2 separate regions of the Homo sapiens genome follow, and region 1 is linked to region 2. A link is an interaction called in ENCODE POLR2A ChIA-PET data of the cell type or tissue named here. Cell type or tissue: OCI-LY7. All regions are shown on one strand.

The links. ChIA-PET counts read pairs that join two places held together with the same protein. Peaks named below come from ENCODE experiments on the same cell type or tissue, not always from the same donor. Only the 100,000 strongest peaks of a DNase experiment are listed, where the experiment ranks them.
Region 1: POLR2A ChIA-PET joins it to region 2 with 6 read pairs; 15 of 35 experiments call an interaction of 5 or more read pairs at or near these places.

What each region holds. Positions count from the first base shown.
Region 1 is chr22:40,202,766-40,205,265 of GRCh38, forward strand. All of the region lies in intron 1 of TNRC6B (trinucleotide repeat containing adaptor 6B), which reads left to right. Among named protein-coding and RNA genes, the nearest start is that of TNRC6B, 26 kb to the left of the region's middle. In OCI-LY7, no CTCF peak of the experiment used is centred here; a DNase peak (open chromatin) is centred at 986; H3K4me3 peaks cover 870 bases.
Region 2 is chr22:40,048,962-40,051,461 of GRCh38, forward strand. It overlaps a transcript of TNRC6B not described here. Among named protein-coding and RNA genes, the nearest start is that of TNRC6B-DT, 5.7 kb to the left of the region's middle. In OCI-LY7, no CTCF peak of the experiment used is centred here; a DNase peak (open chromatin) is centred at 1,480; H3K4me3 peaks cover 1,849 bases; H3K27ac peaks cover 2,500 bases.

The sequences.
Region 1 (2,500 bases), 150 kb after region 2:
ACTGCGTGGAGGGGATAACTGCAGGTGGAAGGAGCTCTGCTCTTGACCGTTTACCTCAGAGTCTGCACTACTGGGTATCTCCAAAGTTACAGCTTGTCAGCATTGCTTCCATCCGTCTTATTTCCACACATTTTGTCTTTTCTTGCTAGCCCTTTCCTTCTCGCCCAGGTTTTCACTAATGTTTGATCTAACACACTGAATTTAGTGAGGAGGACTTCAGGCCATTGTCTTAGACTATGATAAGGCCAAGTTCTGTGTTGAATGGGCTTCAGCCTTGCAGGTTGCATTAGCTCAGTAGCAGGTTTCAAAAAATGCTGGCCACTGATCATCAGCCTGTCTTGTTGAGTATAGTAGAGAGAAGTAGTTATTGGTGATCACATGTTGGTGAGCAAACTTAACTGGTAGCTCAAAACATATTTTTGGTTCTAAGCTATGGGTGCTTCCCAGCCAGGTGTCAGGACACTCTGCAAAGACCTAATATGTCACAGCATGCCAGGCTTACCCCTGTCCAGGGTCTGGCCCACCCCCTTAATGGATTCCCACCAGGGTTGTTTCTGGTTCTATGACCCACTTTGCTCTTTCCATCATTTCATGTCCTGCCATTTGCCCTTCCGTAACAAAAGTCACCTTCATGAGAGTACTCCTTGCGTCTGCTTTAATCTCTTCCAGGTATGTCATAAAAATGCAAAAATGTACAAATTTTGTACATTTGGGTGCTATTTGGGTGGGGAGATGGAGAGAAGGAAAACTGAAGAAGGTAAAATAGAATTGGGAAAACAGCCTAAAAAACTCTTTGATTACTTTGATAGATACCACTTATGGTAATTCTTTAGTTATAATAAGCTCTGTATTTAAAATGAAGTTTTGAGACCAAGTGTTTTCTTTCCTTATACAGCCTGAGGTTCAGTCATCAGAACAGAATCGTGTGGTGAGGCCTTCTGCTTCTGCCAATTTTGTTTTGTTTTGTTTTCATTTCCTGCCACATGGCAGGTGCTGCTGAGAAGTACCTTCAGGAACCACTGAATATTCTAGCCCCATCTTTCTAAGGGTTCGGTGATGTAGAATGCTAAAAGGGTTCGGGCTGTTAGTCAGAGAGGGAGGAGGGTGTCCAGCATCGGCGTGGGCCTCTAGTTGTTCTTTTATTGCCCTTTATGATGTGTCTATTTTGCTTTTTCTTTCCTCCTTCAGTTTTCCTTCTCTCCATCTCCCCACCCAAATAGCATCACCTTCCTCAGCCCTCTACTTTTCATCCCTATTCGCTTCTTAATAAATAAAAGCGAATCAAAAAGACAGCAAAGAGAAAGGAGAAACATTTTATAATGCAGAGTTTTGAGCAAAATACTTAACTCTGTGTCTTTATATGCCACCACATCTCTTTAATTTTTAGAGGATATGAATATTTTGTCGTTTGTATTTCATAAGCCATCTGTACTGTGTTCAGACTCTGTGGGTTCTTTGTTGTTTAATTATAGGAAAAGGAGGTATAGGGCAGGAACTTTTTACATACTTGTGAATTTTGGTCAGTCCTGTGAAATGTAAGCCTCTGGCATTTATTCACGGACCATTGGGATAAACCAGGCATGTAGGTTCAATTTTTTTTGCCTTTGTTGGGATGCTGTGGCCAGTAGCCAGGGCCAGTCATTCCAGATTCATCCCCTGCCACTCTAGTCCCCAGGGACTAACAGAGTCCAGACAGTGTACATTTTCCTGGCTACGGGCTTGACCTTCTGCTTCCTCTGTCCCACTGCATTCCAAAAATGCTAACAAGTGACTAGCGAGCGTAAATTTTATGTGTTGCAAAAGCAGTTGTGGAACTTGGGTTTCAATGTTTGCACCACTATTTGTAAGCAGGATGTTATCTCTAAATGATACATGTGTAACTGACCCAGGGGGGCTGCCTGGCCTCCTTGATGCTCTTCTGTGAGAATAATTGACTCTGGTAGTGACAGAGCTGCCTGCGGCTACTAAGAAGCTCTGCTGTACTTAGGCCACCTGCCATTGTTCTGTCTCTGCTGCTGCTGCTGCTTTTTCTATTTTTAATAAGTTGCCAATTACTTGGTTTTTATAGTGATACCAACAGTTCACTAAAATGGGCATAGGAAAAATGTAGTTGGTTTCTAACCTTCAATTTCACTTATCCAGTGAAATTAATGACATTAAACACTTTCATCAGTTATTATTGTGAAAGTACAGGTACATTTTTATCTTACTGAACATCATGGTTTAGTTTTTCCATTTTGAAGACAGTATACAACTATGTAGCTAAGAGCAGTTTGCCTAACATATGTTAATTTTCACAATGATAATCTCAGGTGTGTTCCACAGATGTGATCTAATAAATTGATCAACTGTTCCTGACCACTACTGGGCCACACTGGAGTGTGCTGAGTTCCCACCTCATAGTGAAAATTGTCAGGATCTTTTGTCTGTTGCATTCACTGATTACCTCAAGCACTTAGTAGAAGTTTAATAAATATTTGTAGCATTGTAGTAAGCAAAC
Region 2 (2,500 bases):
GCGATTCTCCTGCCTCAGCCTCCCAAGTAGCTGGGATTATAGGCGTGCATCACCACGCCCAGCTAATTTTTGTATTTTTAGTACAAAGAGAATAGAAGGTAACATTTGTTCATTTATTTAAAACATTTATACACTGCTGGCTGGGCGCGGTGGCTAACACCTGTAATCCCAGCACTTTGGGAGGCTGAGGCGGGTGGATCACGAGGTCAGGAGTTCAAAACCAGCCTGGCCGGTCACTGTGTTAGCCAGGATGGTCTCGAACTCCCGACCTTAGGGATTTCACCATGTTGGCCAGGCTGGTCTCAAACTCCCACCTCAGCCTCCCAAAGTGCTAGGACACGGATGAGCCACCGTGCCCAGTCAGCTTTCTTAACTCTCTGCCTTTTCTTAAGTTTTTCTAACATCGTACTGTCCTCCTTCTTACCTTTTGGGGCGTCGTTCCTTTCCTGACTTCTATCCCGGAGATAAACACTAAGGTCAATTACTAAGGGCTCCTTTTATTGTTTTATTTTTCTCTTTTTCTAATCTTCATAAGTGTTATTTATGAGACTTAACTGTCACCTCTGTATATGCTAGCCTGCATATCCATGCCTCACCTCTCTTCCATACTCCAAAACAAAATCCATATTTACCTGCTGGCATTCTTTTTGTTTTGTTTTTGAGATGGAGTCTCGCTCTGTCGCCCAGGCTAGAGTGCAGTGGTGTGATTTTGGCTCGCTGCAACTTCTGCCTTCCGGGTTTAAGTGATTCTCCTGCCTTAGCCTCCCAAGTAGCTGGGATTGCAGGCGCACACCACCAAATCTGGCTAATTTTTGTATTATTAGTAGAGACAGCATTTCACCATGTTGGCCAGGCTGATCTGGAACTCCTGACCTCAGGTGATCTGCCCACCTCAGCCTCCCAAAGTGCTGAGATTACAGGCATGAGCCACCGCGCCCGGCTGGCATTCTTTGCTACTTCTTCGTACTCAGTATGTTGAAAGTCAAGTAATGCCTCCCATTAGTATTAGTTTCTATTATCGTTAGTTTCTATTAATTATTATTCTATAATTTATAATTATAGTTATTATTAGTGTTTTTCAGTGGTGCCATCATCCTCTCAAGTTTGCAACCCTGGAGCATTTGGAGGGCCATATAATAAACTCTGTTATTTCAAACCTGGAATCCTGCTACTTAGTTACGATACTGGCTGCTGCCCCTTTGCTACCAAGCCAGCCCGGATCCAGCGACCTGAGAGGAGCATGGGTAGTTGGAGCACTTAGAACCCCTTTAGGATTGTAGCATTTCCTTGTGGTCAAAACCCTTCTATGACTTCCCATTGCACTCAGGCCGGTTTGGGATTTTACTTTTTATCCTATGAGGCTCTGTGTGTTCTGGCCTCCCCAACCTTCTCTCACTTCTTTTACACCCCATCCTCCTCTCTGAGCATCTTAACTGCAAGGTCCTTCTTTCAGTTCCTCAAATTGCCCAAGCCTTTTCCGGCCTTAAGGCTTTTGTTTTTGTATACACCTGCACCACTCTCTTGGCTTGGGCTGTCCTTGCTCTGCTCCCCACTAGCTTTTACCCAGCTAACTTCAGGTTCAGATTAAATTGTCACCTCAGAAAGGCCCTCCTTTATGCTCTCGTCCCACTACCCCCATCCACCCTCAGTTAAGACTGGCAGAGCTCCTGTTATTTTTTCATAGCTGTCACCACAATTCATGATTCAGGACCATGTCTGTTTTGGTCCTGAATCTCAGTGTATCTCCAGAGCCTGGCCAAGTGTCAGGCATACAACAGACTTCCAGTAAATATTTGTAGGCTGTGTTGTAAGTCTGGGCTTTTGCTTTTGTTATTTATTGCTGTCCTGTAGTTTTTTTGTTTTTGGGTTTTTTTTTTTTTTGAGACAGAGTCTCGCTCTGTTGCCCAGGCTGGAGTGTAGTGGCGTGATCTCGGCTCACTGCAACGTCTGCCTCCTGGGTTCAAGCAATTCTTCTGCCTCAGCCTCTCGAGTAGCTAGGACTACAGGTGCGCACCACCACACCTGGCTAATTTTTGTATTTTTAGTAAAGATGGGGTTTCACCATATTAGCCAGGCTGGTCTTGGACTCCTGACCTTGTGATCCACCTGCCTCAGCCTCCCAAAGTGCTGGGATTACAGGCGTGAGCCACCGCACCCAGCCTATCCTGTAGTTTCTGGTAGCCTTGCCTACGTCCTCAGTGTCTCCTCTGGGACTTGATCTCACTGTTGGAAGTCTTGCCACAGTGAGATAGATTCCAAAATTGCTGAAGAGGACACCAATCCTGTTCTGAATTGTACCTCTGCATGGAATCCCTTATCACTAAGCCAGACTAGATCTAAACTAAACTGTGCTAAGCTCACTAAGTCCCACAAGTATTGCACCTTGGTTGTCCAGGCTGGGGTCAGCACTTGCAGCTGTTATTCTTCCGTATTTCAACCTGCTCTTGATTTCTTACTCCTCCCTCCACCCAGCATGGGGCTTCTAAAGACGTTGTATACT